Regions from separate parts of the Homo sapiens genome. Here region 2 is linked to region 1. Evidence: chromatin loops called from intact Hi-C (ENCODE). Cell type or tissue: CD14-positive monocyte. All regions are shown on one strand.

Evidence for each region. Hi-C counts contacts between places; a loop is a spot of excess contacts. Peaks named below come from ENCODE experiments on the same cell type or tissue, not always from the same donor. Only the 100,000 strongest peaks of a DNase experiment are listed, where the experiment ranks them.
Region 2: it touches region 1 in a loop (5-fold over the local background); 2 of 110 quality-filtered maps call a loop at or near these places.

What each region holds. Positions count from the first base shown.
Region 1 is chr12:1,808,895-1,816,894 of GRCh38, forward strand. It overlaps CACNA2D4 (calcium voltage-gated channel auxiliary subunit alpha2delta 4), which reads right to left. Exons shown (of 38, transcript NM_172364.5): 27 at 2,768-2,829; 28 at 1,649-1,693; 29 at 1,384-1,446. LOC105369601 (a long non-coding RNA gene) reads left to right here and starts at 4,302. Exons shown (of 5, transcript XR_931546.3): 1 at 4,302-4,968; 2 at 5,120-5,237; 3 at 6,830-7,074; 4 at 7,188-7,239. RefSeq lists an enhancer at 4,077-4,316. In CD14-positive monocyte, no CTCF peak of the experiment used is centred here; DNase peaks (open chromatin) are centred at 1,417, 2,957, 3,877, 4,247 and 2 weaker places; H3K4me3 peaks cover 4,703 bases; H3K27ac peaks cover 5,500 bases.
Region 2 is chr12:2,337,146-2,345,145 of GRCh38, forward strand. All of the region lies in intron 3 of CACNA1C (calcium voltage-gated channel subunit alpha1 C), which reads left to right. Among named protein-coding and RNA genes, the nearest start is that of CACNA1C-IT3, 71 kb to the left of the region's middle. RefSeq lists an enhancer at 317-817. In CD14-positive monocyte, no CTCF peak of the experiment used is centred here; DNase peaks (open chromatin) are centred at 1,936, 2,216 and 4,956; H3K4me3 peaks cover 4,189 bases; H3K27ac peaks cover 7,014 bases.

The DNA of each region.
Region 1 (8,000 bases):
GAAAATGGGGCATGAAAGGGAGAAGGGGGAGGGTACCAGAGGCAGGCGCCCAGGTGACCGTGATGCTCAATTAGCTGTGTGTCCTGCAAAGCCCCGCCCACACTCCCACCAACAGGAAGTTGAACGAAACCATCTTTGGCTTCTCTACTCTTGTGGCTGAGAACTGCTGCTCGTTAAGTGGGTCATTTAAACACTACCCCAAGGAGTTAGATTTCATGACCCACTGGTGCCCCTTTGTCCTCACTTGCCCTCTTTCCCAAGTCTCCTTCCGACATCCCTGCTCCAGTTCCTGCCCTGTTCCGACGACTTCTTTGGATCCGAAGCCGCATCCCGGTCAGGCCAGACCACAGCCCTACCATGCGTGGAGGTGGCCTTGGCCACGACCTCTGCATCAGCCTCCACATCCCAGGAACTTAGAGCCCTCAGCTGGGGCTGGCTTAGACACTGTGTAGTCCAGCCCCCGGCGAGACACAGCTAATGGAAGTCGCTTGCCCACATCACGTTTCTAATTAGTAGCAAAGCTCACACAGAACCAAATACTATGCCCCTTTCCCCGAGGCTCAGGCAGGAGGCGGTTCTGATGCTTCTGCCTTGCTTCAAGGAAATACATCTGGTGAATATATCTGGATTTGCTTCAGGTTTGAATGGGCTTCTTTCTCAGTTTGATTCCTGGCTAAAGGAATAATCCATTTTGAGGCCCCTTTTGGAGCCCAGCAAGTATAAAAATATTATTGTACTTTCTCTTTTTCCTTTCTGAGCACATGCTGGGTTCAGGGAGATACCCACAGCCAGCGGGGGCGGGGGGAGGATTAGGATGTGCAAGCCAGGCATTCAGGCGAGAAAGCATCGCGTCCATCCCCCATTTCTTCTCTGACACACCGAAGGCCGGGCGTGGTGGGTGAGAGTATAATTTTCCATAAGGTCCAGACAGGACAAGAACATGAAGTGGGGAAGCCATGTCTTCTGGGCCCCACAATGGTAGAAAGGCAGGCGGGGGTTGGGGAATGATCTGATAAGTGAGTGTGCTTGGATCCTTGTGGGGAGGCCCCGAGTGAGGCTGGGCCAGTGTGGCCAGGCAGGGCCCTGAGATGGGGTCACTGAGTGGCTCCTACCAGGCACGGGAGGAGGCCAGGCTAGTGACAGATAAAATGAAGAAGTAATATTTTCTCTGACTCCCTGAGTTGAAAAGTGCTCCAAATTCTGCCTTCTTGCTCTGTTGACTTTGGTGTCAGAACACCATGTTCTTCAGACCTTTCACCTGAATTGGCCCCGAACAGGGTTCCCTCCTGGGGCCGTGGGGCTCTCTTTAGCTGGAGTGGCTGCCCAATGTCTCCAGTCCTCCTGCCGCCCTCTCCCCCTCATTCTATATCCCCAGTGACTCACCTCTCGGGACCTCTTGGAGATCAGAATGAACCCGTTGTTGTCGATGACGAAGCAGTCCAGATCCTGGGAGGAAACCCAGAAGGGAGGTTATGCCAGGGCCCTCACCCACCCCGGTCCTCCAGCCTGTCCCCCAGCTCTGGAAGGCAGCGTGGGAGCTTCACTGCAGGGAAGGAGGGCATTTGGGAGAGGGAAGCTGGCCTGCCAGGAGGACCGGGCGGAGGGCCATGGCTCCCTCCTCCACCTTCCTCACACGGGCAGAACTTACACTGTCCTCGCAGCTCTGTGTGCACGGCCCATCCACAGTGCTGCACTGGAAGGAAGAGGAGAGACTGAATGTGGACACTGCATGTGTAGTAGAAATGGCACGTGTAAGTGGGAATGCTGTGTGTGTGGTACGTCTGCAGTGTGTGTGCATGTGTGCATGGGGTGTGTATCTGCACATGGAGGGCACCTGTGTGGGGTGTGGGTGTGGGATGTGTGTGTCGTATGTGGAGAGCACGTGTGTGAGGTGTGTGCATGTGTGTGTCTATGTGTGGGGTGTCTGTACGTGGAGGGCACATGCGTGTGGTGTGTGTTAGCATTGTGTGCGTGGTATGCATGTGGTATGTGGCCTGCGGGTGCTGCATTCGGCAGGCCCTGGGTGGTGGAAGGGCCCAGGTAGCCCTTCTAGAGGTGCAGGCTCTGCAGCCCCCAGGCCTCGTTGCTGGTGTGGGGAGGGGACTTTGTGGGCTCTGTGGGGCTCCTGCACTGGCTGTCTGGTTGAGGCGGTGGGTGACCGCAGCCCCCTGCCCTCCATCCCTCTCGATTCACTCTTGGGCTCCCTGCCCTTGCCCAGAGTCAGGCGGCAGCAGCAAGTGATGGGGGCCGAGGGGCTCGGCGTTGCAGGAGATTGAGGCTGAGGGAGCTTGAGGGAGATGAAGGGGGCAGCTCAGAAGCCCAGAGGGACCTGAGGGCTCTGGGGAAGCAGAGGGGAAAGGAGCCAGTAGAACGGACAGGACGAGGCCAGGCAGAGCTGGGAATTCTCAGCCAGAAGCCGCTGTCGTCTCTGGCATCTCTTGCCAGCCATCAGGGCCTGGACCCCGGACCTTGGACGGTGGATCGAGGTGGCTCTCCCTTTTCAGCGGGGAGGCATGCCAGTGGCTTTGGAGTGGCGAGAAGGGGTGACTCTGGGTCGTGCCCTCAGCACTGGGCTGGCAGGGGCTGGGGACCAGCGCTGAGGCCCGGCCTGCAGGCTGGGGAGCTGAGGGGCTGAGAAGTGTAGGGGCCGGGAGGGCATCCTGAGAGCCTCAAGGCAGTGGAGCATCCAAGGGGAGGGAGAGGGGGTCTCACACCCAGGGGAGCGTGGTGAGTCCCCAGCCCCGACCTGGCCCGACATCACACCTACCTGCCGCGTTGCCGCCCAGAATTTGCGCTGGAGGAATTCCAGCTTCATTTGGACGCCCGCGGCTACAGGGCAGAAAGAGAGAGGGCAAGGCCAGGGAAGAGACGGGGAGAGAAAAAAATAGAGTCAAGTTAAAGAGAGGAGGTGCTTCCGCAGGAACTGAGGAGAGAGACCGCAGCGGATGGGAGGACTGAGTCAGAGGGCAGAGTGCAAACTGGGGTTTCTGGGGAGTGGGAGGGGTGGGGGAAGAACAGAGACGGCAGCCTCTCTCGTTCCCACTGGAAGAAGAGCGACAGAAAATGCCCAGCAGTGATGAGGCTCCCATTCCAGAAAACAACGAGGGCAGATTCATCCTAGATCTCTGGGAACTCAAGGCCGGTGGATGGGACAGCTCAGTCTCCCCTTTCCCATAGATGGGAATATAGAGGCCAGAGAGACCCACCCTTTTGACCAAATCACGTGACCAAGAGTGGCACCCTGGAATTCAGGGCCGTTGCCCTAGCAACTCATGGGCTCCTTGGATCTTAACCTGGTGTAACCATTCCTTTCATACCCTCTGTCTGCTCAGGATCTTCCCTGCTTTATAAGGAGGCTCTTTTCCAGCTCAAAGCCAGGTTCGGGTTTGCCCAGGGCTGCAGGTGGGTTCCAGGAAACTACAGGCACCACCAGCTGGCAAATAGTTCTCTTTTGATGACTGTGCTTACAAGGGCCACCCCTGACTTTCTGGTTCCCAAATAGGCTTGGAGAACCCAAGCAGGTGCTCACATATCCAGAGAAATCTGGGACAAAGAGCTCCAGGAAAACTTGGGGCCAATGAATAGAAAGAAGAGGCAGGTTATATTGAAAAGAAGAAGAATTTCAAAACTAGGCCAGCTTCCTAGTGTCTGGTATAATAATATCAAAACTGCGCTGGGCGCTTAGAACGTGTCCAGCACCTCACATGCATGAGTGTATTGAATCCCACAGCAGGCCAGTCCTATTATTATTCTGACTTTCCAAGCTGAAGAAATGGAGACTTTTCAGAGTCACATGGCTTGCCCAAGTCACCAGCTTGTTAATCACAGAAGCAGGACTGCAGCCTGGGCCTGTCTCTCCCTGAAGCTGCCTCCTCTCTGGACCTGGACTGAGTCCTGGTGATCGGGAAGGAGCGGCGGGCACAGGCAAGCCGCTGTCTGCTCAGGCTCGGGTTTCCTCATCTGTGAAACGGGAACGGATGTGGCTTCTTAACCATTACGCTGTGTCCGTCACAGTCATTCTCACTTCTCGAGTACCCAGTTGGTGGGAGTTCCAGTATGGCACAGAGATACAGGATTGTGTTTTTGTTTTTTCACTCTGGAATGATCTTAGAGAAATTTGATGGGAAAAATGAGAGCAGGGAAGGGTCAAAGGCCAGAGGTCCAGCCCTGCATTTTCCAGGGTTGTGATCTTTGCGTTTCGTCTCCTCAGCTGCAAGATGAGTCACGGTTCTACTTCCCCTGGAAGGGCAGAAGTTGCATAAGATTGTTGAGGCTCAAGCGAGATAATGTGTGAGGCTGTTACTCCAGACTAGAGCCTTGATTTTTAAACTTCAGCGTGCATCAGAATCGCCTGGAAGGTTTGTTAGAACCCCGCCCCCAGAGTTTCTCCTTCAGGGGGTCCAGGGTGGGCCTGAGAGTTTCTGAAGTGTTCCCAGGGGTTGCCGATGCTGCTAGTCCAGGCACTATATTTAGGGAACCCCCGTCCTAAAGCCTCACCAATTGAATCTCCTAAGATGATGAAGATGGCCTACATCTGTGCTGTCCTAAACGGTAGCCAACAGCCACACGTGGCTACTGAGAACTCGGAGTGTGGCTAGCACGCCTGAGGACCCGAATTTAAAAAACAGTTAATTTTAATTAACTTAAATTTAAATAGCCACGTATGGTTGGTGGCCAGCGTTTTGGACAGTGTTGTTCTAGAGCTCATCTGAGTTTGCAGATGAAGAAACCGAGGCTTTGAGAGGTACCTCCCCTCCCTTGGAGTCTCATGGCAATCCTGGGGTGGTGCTCCGGCTGGCTGGCCTTCTTGAACAGGTCCTGTGATATGGGAACATTTGAGTGCTTTGGGGGTGTCTTTGTTGCTTTGAGTTCCAGGTAGCTGAAAGGAGTGGGCTGGAAGGGGACGGGGAGACCCATTTGCTGGCTCATGACAAAGATGAGAGCTGCAGACACAGCGCACAGCGGCAGGTGAGGTGTGCTCAGGGCCTAGCATGGCTGTGCTCCTCCTCCCGCTCATGTGCCCCTCTAAGGTTGCGGGGACCCCTCGGTCTCTTCTCCTTCTTTTCCCTTATAAGACCACCCTAGACATTCATTTTAGACAGATTTCTTTCACCTGTAGGAAAAGGCTAAATGAAAGAGGATCATCAGAGCGAATCACGCTACTGCTCAGAATGACCAGCTCTTCGGGATTGAAGAAAGCTTCCTTCATCCTGTCCTTGGCCTCCGTGGTCAAAGAGGTCTCACATTATTCCTAGAATGAGACTCTGCCTTTCCATTTGATGGCTCAGTGTCAAGTCGCATAGAATCATGAGATTTCTGAGCTGGAAGGAATTCTACGATTCTAACATGGGGAGTCTGGAGAGGGTGGGGGTGTAGGTGTTGAGGCTCCTTGGGCAGAAATGGGGGGAGCAGGGCACAGAGCATATTTTCCCCCACTTGGTTCCATTCCAGGCTCCTCCAAGCCAAGCTGTGTGTCTTGCCCCGGGTGTCCTTTGCGAAATTTAGGGCATTGCAACCGCCTATTGGCATGTCATCTGCCCTTGGGTCACAGAGCGCTAATGAGTGCGTTTTACAATCCTCTTGTAAGACAAAAAAGTTCTGCAAGTCCCCACTCGACCCAAGAAGTCCAGCTGGCTTCAGCTCTCACTTTGAACTTAGCGTGTTCTCCCCCAGACCTGACCCTCCTTGAGACTTCTCCATTTCAGGACACATTTTCTATCTGATTGCTATCACTTTCCCTCCTCCCATCCAACGTCTGCACACCTCAGTTCCAAAACTTTATAAATCTGTCCGCTTCCCTCCATCTCCACCGTTACCACCCTTGGCCAAGCCAACATTGCTCTCACTTGGATTAATGCAAGCACCCCCGAACTGGCCCCCGCCTTGCATCCTGCCTCTCTCTGATCCATTCTCCACATAGAGTGGATCTTTCTGAAGATCAAATCACACCACTCCCTGGCTTAAAACCCTCTAATGTCGTCCCATTGCTCTTTTTTGTTTGTTTTGTGTTTTTGAGACAGAGTCTCACTCTGTCACCCAGGCTGGAGTGCAGTGGCACAATCTCAGCTCATTGCAACCTCCACCTCCCAGATTCAAGTGATTCTCCTGCCTCGGCCTCCCTAGTAGCTAGGATTACAGGCGCGTGTGATACCATGCATGGCTAATTTTTGTATTTCTAGTAGAGATGGGGTTTCGCCATGCTGGCCAGGCTGGTCTCAAACTCTTGACCTCAAGTGATCCACCTGCCTCAGCCTCCCAAAGTGCTGGGACTACAGGCGTGAGTCATTATGCCTGGTCCCCATTGATCTTAAAATCTAAACTTGCAAGATGGCCACAGGAACTGGCTCTGCTGATTTCTCTGATTTCATCCAGAAACACTTCACCTCTCAAACATGTTAAGCTCATTCTCACCCCAGGGCATTTGTACCAGCTGTTCTCTCCTCCTGGAATGCCCTTCCCCTAGAACTTTACATGGCTGGCTCCTTCCCATCGTCAGGTCTCAGCCCAATATCATCTCCTAGAGTGGCTGTCCCTGGCCTCCCGAGATAAAGCCAGCCAGGGGGACCTCCCTCACTTTCACTCTCTACCTTATTACTTTTTAAATTTTCTAAGTGACATGATTTGTTCATCTATTTGATTTCTCATTTATTGTCTGTCTGGGGCTAATAGCAGGCAGGGGATTGAGTTTTGATCCCCAGCACCTAGAATCGTACCTATCACAGTGTGACTCCATAAATTTTTCTTGAGCTACGTAAGCAAATTCAATTTGAGCCAGCCACTTGACGGGGAAGCCGAATTCTACCAGGTCTCACTGTCCCTTCCCTCCCAGCTTCAGGGGCCTTGCTGACCTCCTTCCTCTCCATTTTGCTGTGCCCTCTCACTGTCCCTGAACTTGAGATCCTGGAGGTTTAGCTGTGCTCTGGGTCCCTTGAAGACTTCGGAGGCAATCCACTAAGAAATGGGGATTTAAGTGAGACATGAAGAAGAACTTCCTTATGGCAAGAACTATAAGATGTTGAAGACAAGACACAGTATTGGGAGTAAAGGCGGTGAGGCACGGAAATATATTTACCAGTGAGTCAACGGTGTTCTGCCGTGCCCAACCGCTTGCATCCCCTGGCTTGCATCATATTGAATCCTTCTGTCAACTGCAGTCCCACAACCCAAGTTGTGCTTTTCCACTCCAGACACCCAGGGAACCGAGTCTTCTCCCCCAGGATCCCTGCTCTGCTCGTTCAGGTGAGTGGTTACTTGCGGGGAGGACTGCCCTTCCTCCCATCATCTCCTGCTAGCCAGCTGTGTGCAGGAGACAACACCTTATGATATTATGTTTGCAGACAAGCTCACACCTTTCGGTGAAGAGAAATTCAGGCAAAGGGCCCGAGGGAATGCAAAGCACTCGGCTTTTCCTGTTGCTTTCCTGGGAGTTATCAGGAAAGCTTCCCTCATGCCTGTGCATGGTGGGCCCCTGTTTTAGACCCTGACCTTCGTCCCCAGGAGGGCCTGTCATGACCTGAAAGAGGAGGACAAATCTCAGACCCCTTCCTGCCCCAGCGGGCCTCCTGCCCCAGCTGACCTGGGTCCCTTCCCTCCCTCCTGTCCTCCCTCTCTGGGCTGTCCCTTGCCTTCCCTCTCTGCCCTGCCTCTCCACATTGATCTCGTGCCTTCCTCCCAAGCAGCTTTCCTGTAAGATCGCAGCTCAGCTCCGCTGGCAGACAACCTAACAAAGAGCCTCAATAAGGCCAGACCCGCAGGCGGCTTATCAAGATGTACGTCTTTGCTGTGCACACAGACTGTCACCTCGGTGCTGCTGTGTCATCACAGAAGGCAAAACCAAACAACTGTGCATGCACACACACATACATGCACACACATGGACACACACATATATGCACACACGGACACACATGCATGCACACACACTTGCACACACATACCCATGCACGCACACATGGACACACAGGCATACGCACACACTTGCACACACATGCATATACACG
Region 2 (8,000 bases), 530 kb after region 1:
GCAGCCTGGCTGCAATGCCCTTCCAAGACCAAGGTTTTGGGATTCCAAGTTTCTGAGGTGTTCTGCATGGTCAGTAGTCCCTGAGAGGCCCTTCCCCTGTAGAACTGAGTGAGCATTCAGGGTAAACCTGGCTAAACACAGACTAGCCAGGACCATTGTTTCTGGCCGTATGAACACCCTCCTTTTCCTTTCCTCCAGACTTAGACTCCTTTTGGAGCCAAGCACCCCAAGACTGTAGGCCTTCTCTGGGCGTGAGCCTGAGGGTCACAGTGCTCACCAGCCCTCCAGCCTCGCCACAGTGAAGATGCTTATCATGGAGGCTGGGATAGTTGTGTTTTTCGCTGGTGTTTAGATGTTCCAGTGTTCCATGAAAGCTCCTGAATCTCTTCCCTAAATAACAAAGTCCTGTTTGGTATTTGGTGAAATGTTTGGAGTGCCGTGTTCAACCAAGCTGAACTAAGCTGCTGACAAAATACTGTCTCAGCCCTTTAATAATAATAGCTAACATTTGTATAGCACTCTACAGTTTAACAAAGCACTTTAAATGCACCCAGCCCCTTTGAGATGCGAGGGCAGAGTTATCATGTGCGTTTCACTCAGGAAAAGTGGGCTGCCCAGAGGAACTGAGTAACACCCTCCAGGACCCACCACTGGGGAGGCCAGAAGCTGGCCCTCCTGAACCAGGCACTTTGCCCTTGGCCACCTTCTCTGAAGCCTGTGGTGACCACGCCTCCTCCTCTGACTTCAGGTTTGGTCTTTGCCTCTGGTCTCAGCCCCCTGTAGTATCCCACAGGCAGCCCCCAGGCAGATCTCCTTAATTGTCCCCTTTCTCTGCTTCAGCACCTGGAATGACTGTCCCAGGATTAAGTCCACACTTCCAGCCTGGAATCCCCTCTCTGCACAGCCTGGTCCTATCCCAGGACCCTACACTCCCCCTCACTACCCCCAGCATGCCTTTCCTACAGCCAGGCAGGACTTGGCAGGAGCATGCCACGCCAACTTTAGACCCCAGTGCTGGCTACATGGGGGGAGGAGAGGGCAACTCGTTTTTTAACTATTGACCCCTCCTTGATGTCTGGCAAGGGGCTAATTAGCAGCAAACGTCTTCTGAATCAGTAAGTCAGAGAATCGGTAAATGAAGAAAACGGACATCTGTATAGGCATAATAGCATCCCCATGCAGTCCATAGCAAGAAGAGACCCCAGGGTGGGCGCCTTGTGCACAAGGGTCTGTCTGAGATAGATGCCAAGGCCAATGGACACATGCCGTCCACAGGTCCTGGCTGTGTGGCTCAGGATGCACTGGAGCCAAAAGTGGCTGCATACCAGAAATGTCCCCCCACCCCCACCCCCATGAAGCTGATACAGCTGGAACCATGGTCCCCCTCCCTCCAGTCAGTGACACTGACCACCGGTGGCTCATCTCAGCTGTTCTTTTGGCAGATGCCATTCTTTTGCTCCCCAGAGACTGGGTGATGTCTGAGAGATAGGGTTAGGGTTGGCAAGGTTGGTGTGAAGTGGGTAACTTTGGAGCAGCGAGCGACCCGGTATGCCTGTGCATCCAGGACACAGGGCCCAGGAAGCATGAGAATAGCAGGAGCCTTGGAGGAGGTGCCCTTGGGGGTGGAATAGGGCTCTTGAGGGCTTATCCTAGGCCCAAGGAAATGAAGGGAACTTCTTTCCTTCTTGTCCCTTTCCCCCAACACACCCCCAAGTTGAGCTAGCATACCCATCATGCTAAACAGGTTTAACAGGTTTTATGATCCAATCTGATTATCTTATTATGAGTTACAGATTGTTTTATAGGAAAAATGCTTCCCCCCATATCAATAATAGCTTCTCTTTTAATTTAGAGAATAATTTCAAAATTATAATTACACAAGTACAGTCACGAATTGCTTAACAATGGGGATACATTCTAAGAAATGCGTTGTTAGGTGATTTCATCATATGTGAACATCATAGAGTGAATATACACAAACCTGGATGGTTGAGCCTGCTGCACACCTAGGCTATATGGCGTAGCCCATCGTTCCTTGGATTCCGTACAGCATGCCACTGTACTTCAGTACTGTAAGCAATTGTAATACAATGCTAAACATATCTAAACATAGAAAAGGTACAAAGTACAGTATAAAAGATTAAGAAAGTGGTTTGCCTGTGTAGGTCATTTACCATGAATGGAGCTTGCAGGACTGGAAGTTGCTCTGTGTGAGTCATGAGTGAGTGGACATGACTGCACACTACTGTGGACTTTATTAACAGTGGACTTAGGCTACACTAAATTTATAAAAAATATGTTTCTTCCTGCAATAATACGTTAACCTTAGCTTGCTATAACTTTTTTGCTTTATAAACTTTAATTTTTAACTTGATGACTCTTATAATAACATGTAGCTTAAAACACAAACACACAGCTGTACAAAAATACTCTCTTTATATCCTTTTTTCTATGTGATGTATTCTATTAAAAATTATTTTATTTTATTTTTTGCTTTGTAAATTTTTTGTTAAGAAGTAAGACACGCGCACATAGTAACCTAGACCTACGCAGGTCATCAAGATGTCATGAGGTGATAGGAATTTTTCAGCCTCATTATAACCTTATGAGACCACCATTGTGTATGTGGCCTGTTGTTGACTGCAGTGTTATGCAGCACGTGACTGTCGTACATAGTCATTATCAAAAAATTAAGGGCAGATTTTTAAAGAGCAAAGAAGTTCATTCAAAATCTCAGACCAAAGGGATACTACTCTCTTTTATGTGTATATCCTTCCAGTCTTTACCATGCAAATATGGAAATATATTTTTTTAAAAAAGAATCCTACTACACATATTACTATGTACTTTGGTTTTTAAAAACTATATGTAATGACTGTCCTTTTGTGGCATTAAATATGAATCTGCAGTATAATGTGGAATCCTGTGAAGGTGTCCTGGTGTTCATAATTCATCTGCTGTTTGGTGAGCACGAAGCTGTTTTCACAGTTTCAGCAGCACAGTGAAGAATAACTTTATTCTTCTATATACAACTTTATAATGTACATAATAACATATATATGTAAAATAAATAACTGTATTCTATATATACCCCTTTTTGCAGATGTATTCTAACAGAAGGATTTATAGGTGAAAAGTTATGTTTTTTGCTTTATTTTGCCAAAAGGCACTTAAGAAAGCCTGTCCAAATCTGGATTCTCAGCAGCAGAATATGAAAGTTTCTGACTCCTCACACCCATGCCAACAGGCTGAGCATTATCTTTATTAATCTGAAAGGAAGAAAACAAGTGAATGGGACATAGCATTGGGAAAATGCTTTCTGAACCCACAATTACTCTTCTAAAACACAACCCAAGTGCCACCTGTACAACCTCTAACAAAACATGGCTGAACCCAAGCTGGGGCATTCTTATTTCTACCTGTAGTTAAGATAAAATTCTGATCAACAGAGGGATCCGGAGGGTCCCTGGAAATGTATTGAGAGGAGATTGATTTGATCCATAGCTGAAGTTTCCTTGAAAAAAGACACTGGCTGGGTGTGGTGGCTCACGCCTGTAATCCCAGCACTTTGGGAGGCCGAGGCTGGCAGATCACGAGGTCAGGAGATCGAGACCATCCTGGTTAACACGGTGAAACCCCATCTCTCTAAAAATACAAAAAAATTAGCCGGGCGTGGTGGCGGGCGCCTGTAGTCCCAGCTACTCAGGAGACTGAGGCAGGAGAATGGCGTGAAGCTGGGAGGCAGAGCTTGCAGTGAGCCGAGATTGTGCCACTGCACCCCAGCCTGGGCGACAGAGTGAGACTCCGTCTCAAAAAAGAAAAAAAAAAGACTTGGCCTTTTAATGAAATACAGCGATACGGCAGTAGGCACCTTCAACACTCCCTAGGGGGAGTGGACATGAACGTTTTTGCATGTAAGACTTGGTCGAAAGCCCTGGTCCAGGCCTGGATGTGCCACTTGTTACCCTTGTCACCTGGACAGGCCTCTTCCTGTTTTCACCTGCGGTGGCTTGGGGCAGTGAGGGGAGTGCTGGGGCACTGGTCACACAGATCCTGGTTCCTCCCTGCATCCTGGCTGTGTGACTGGCAGGCGATCTGCAGAAAGATTGTGTCTCTGACCCCTGGGATAGCGTGAGGATTAGAGCACATGGTGCGAGCTTGGCACTTGGTCATTGTTTTCCTTTGGCTCTTTCCCTTTTTCATCTGTTCCAGCGAGGGATTAAACTATCTGATGTCTAAGAACCCCATGAGATCCAATTTCCTGAGGATTCCAAGGCAGCCCAGGTGAGGCCCTGCTCTTCTAAGTATGAAGTTCAGAGTCGCTGTGGAATCCCCACTCTGGGAGGCAGTGCTGTGCGGGCCCTGCGTTTCACACAGGTAGCCACAGGCCCCTGTGCACACCTGAGAGGCAGCCTCCCGCGGAGCCCTGCTGGACTGTGACGTTATCCACATGCCTTAGCAGATGTCTGTCATTGTCTTCTTGCCTTTGTGGGTTTGTCCTCTGTTTAGAAAAATGAATTTCCTGAGGGCAAGACCAGGTTCATCATCTCCTCTGACTTTTGCCTGCCCTCAAATAAGTCTGGAACTAGTACGAGCACGTGTGACGGACCCTCATTCAGGGGTAACTGACTGGTTGATAAGGAGTTTGACTGGCAAGGAAGTGATTTCAATGGGTCAGCCTCTCTGGCCCTGGCTGTGATGATCTGTTTACCGCAGCTTAACCTTAGTGGATTTCAGCCCATCGGCACAACCCACATAGCCCCATTCAGCTCATGGCTGCATTTAAGGCCCACTGATAGCCTCGGATTTGGGGAGTGTTAACCCCATGCTGCTTGGGTATGCTTCGACCCAACCTCACGGGTTAAAATCATGATGGTGAGGTATTACAGGGCCCAGTCATTTGTTAGGAAATAAAACCAGACTGTTTCCAAAGAGTAGAGAAATAGGATGACTCATGAAGTATTAACCACTTAAAAACCCTCCTTAGGCATGTCTTCCCTTGGCTCCCTTGAGCGGTGTCACCCGACAGATTGCAGTATGATTGTCATTGCTGTGTTGAAGTTACCCACCCTGAACTCATGCTGGGTATCCTCAGTCAGGGCATCGTTCTGTTTGTTTCTACTTTGTGCACATAACTGGTACCTTTTCTTTTCCCTGCCCTGTCTCGTCACTTATAATATAAAGGGAGTTAATCCAGCCACTTGTATATCCTGAGTCCTTTTTGTGTATCCAGCACTTTGTAAATTTACTATAGGCATTCATTCATCCTCTTCCTCATTCAATCCACAAATATTGAATATCCACAACTGGCAGGATAACAGCCAGTTGCTTTGAACAAAGAGTTTCTTTCTAAGCCCATGAATGTGACTATGCCTAGCACAGTGCCTGGCACACTGAGGTGCCCAGTGCATTTATAAAAAGCAACTCTCAGGGTTCTTGACGGAGCTGTGTCATACTGAAGCCCCCTGGCCTAGATAGATTCGCCTGGATGAAACACTTCCCTGCCTTCTTAAACAGAATGCATTGAATTTACTTTCATCTTTTCCTGATGCCTCCAAGCCATCATTTTGAACATCAGTGCTGCAGTAGGATGATGTGTTGCTTCTGTTTTATTGAGGTATACCAGTTCTTTGCCCTTAACGTTAAATCAGCCTGAGTGTTGTCTTTGTGAGCCCTTGTGTTTGATTTCTGTAGTTTGCCTCCTTCCCAGCAGTGAAACTGAGGATGCTTATTTTTTATTCCATCAGTGAATCTTTGTGATAACAAGCATCTTACATTTATTTAGCAGTTTTCATGTGCATTATTTTATTTAAGCCTTATATCAGCTCTGCAAGGCAGATAGGATCATTTCCAATTTGCTGATTAAAAGAGAAAAAACAAACAAGCAAGCAACAGACTGAAGCTTTCAAGAGCTCAGCAACCTGCCAAAGATACATGGCTAGAAGGAAGACACTGGGATTCAGGACTGGGTGTCCTGATTCTAGGCTGGGACTCTTTCTGTGCCAACATCCTTCTTCCCTTTAGCAACTCCCAACCTTCTTTCTAGTTTGGTACTGGTAATCTGCCACAAAGCTTGTTAAAATTGGGCGCAAAATGACCAGGTGAAGGTTTAAGAGTCTCTCCTTTGGAGACAGTGTTTGAGATTTAGTGCCTGGGTTTTGTGGCCTCTCTCTATTTGGCTGTTCACAACCTTTTTCTTCTCTCTGTCTGAAGTGTAAGCAAGGAGGAAGGGTAACAGATCGAATTGCCAGATTTAACAAAAAACAAAACAAAGAAACAACAGAACAAAACCAAACACAAGATGCCCAGCTGGATTTGAATTTCAGATAGACAACAAATAATTTTTTGTAAGTATATCCTAACTGTTACATGGAGCATACTTATACTGAAAAAAAAATTATTTGTTGTTTATCTGAAATTCAAATCTAGCTGGGTGTCCTGTATTTTATCTGTAGCCCTAATACCAGGACTGTGGCTGGGTGGGCAGTGTCTGATCTGTAATGACAGCAGAGTCTTCAGTAAGAGTGGGGGCTGGGAAAATAAATTAATGGGTTGCAGAATGTATAGTGTTAATTAGATAATGCTTCCTGGAAAAGACGGATCTTGAGCTATTATTTACAGGGCAGTAGGGAAATGATGTGGCCGCTAGCTGCAGAAAGAGCAACTCATATGAAAAAGAATGGCAGACCGGAGAGGCCAAGGCTCAGAGACACATGCACACACCAAATAAGGGTCTGTTTACTTTGACTGTAAAAGTGTATTACTTTTTGACTGCAACAATGTTTCATCTCCTGCCTAACATAATGACCAGTTTGGTTCCTGTCCTGGAAATAGAGAAAACGGTGCCACCTTCCCCACACACTTGAGTTGATCTGACATTGATAGTTTGAAAACTTTGGTTCCCCCAGGCAGTAAATTTAAGGAGCAACCCTGTCTTGAAAACGGAATTAGGTTACCAAAGACTTCCGGCAGTTGAGAATTTCTTGAAATCCAGAATATCATATTTTCCCAATAATGCCTTCTTGCGATCTCACACATCATGCTTTTAAGGCCGATTGCTACTACTGTTAGGAAATTTACCTGTGATGGTCTCAGGTAATAGAAGTTGTGGATAAGTTGAAAATTGCCAGCCTGTTAAATGGAATGATGTAGCAAAGAAAGGGCATTCTTTTTGAACACTTCCTCCAGGTGTGTGAGCGTTTCACACTCTGCATTTTCACAGTATCTTTGTGAAGGTAGCTCTGGGTTCTCTTGCACCCTGGAGAGGTAGGAACATGCCTAGTGCCCTCCTGTGAGTCTGTCCCCTCTCTTCTCTTATTAGGGGCATTTGCATTACAAATCCACAGACCAAGCAACTCTTTTTAAAACATTTATGTTCAACTGCTTTTTTGAGTGCTTATCATTCCAGAGAATGTGAAGATACATGGCCCAAAACCTCCTCCCTCAATAGTGTCTTGAGTGCGGAGTCTGTGGGCTGTCCTGGGATGGGCCCTCACCTTGCTTTATTCCCACAGCACACCTCACTCCCAGATGAGGATGTGCGCCTATGTGTGTCCCTGTGTGTGTGGAGGCTGAGACTGCAGGCACTTGCCCAATGCCCCATGTAGCACCACTGAGATTCAAGCTCATGTTTTTTTATTTGAATGTCATACTTTCTACTTGCCAGGTTACTCCATCAAAACAGTGATAACAAACCAGGACAGGGCAGATGGTGCATAGTGGTGGCAGAATTGGACAGATTTAACTGTTTCTTTAAGAAATATTTACTTTCTTGAGCATTTACTGCTGCCCTAAGAGACTAGCTTTGGGGTTTTCCTAGCTTCGCAGAAGTGTGGACGTTGATTCCAGCTTTTCCCAAACATTTTTGGCCTTGAAATGAAGCTGGGAACCATACTAGATCAAGCTCTCTGGCCGTGAGCCCCATGTCTGTGGGTTTGAATGATCTAGAGAGGAACTGCATGCTCAATCAGAACCAGCAGGAAGCTGAGCAGGGTTAGAAG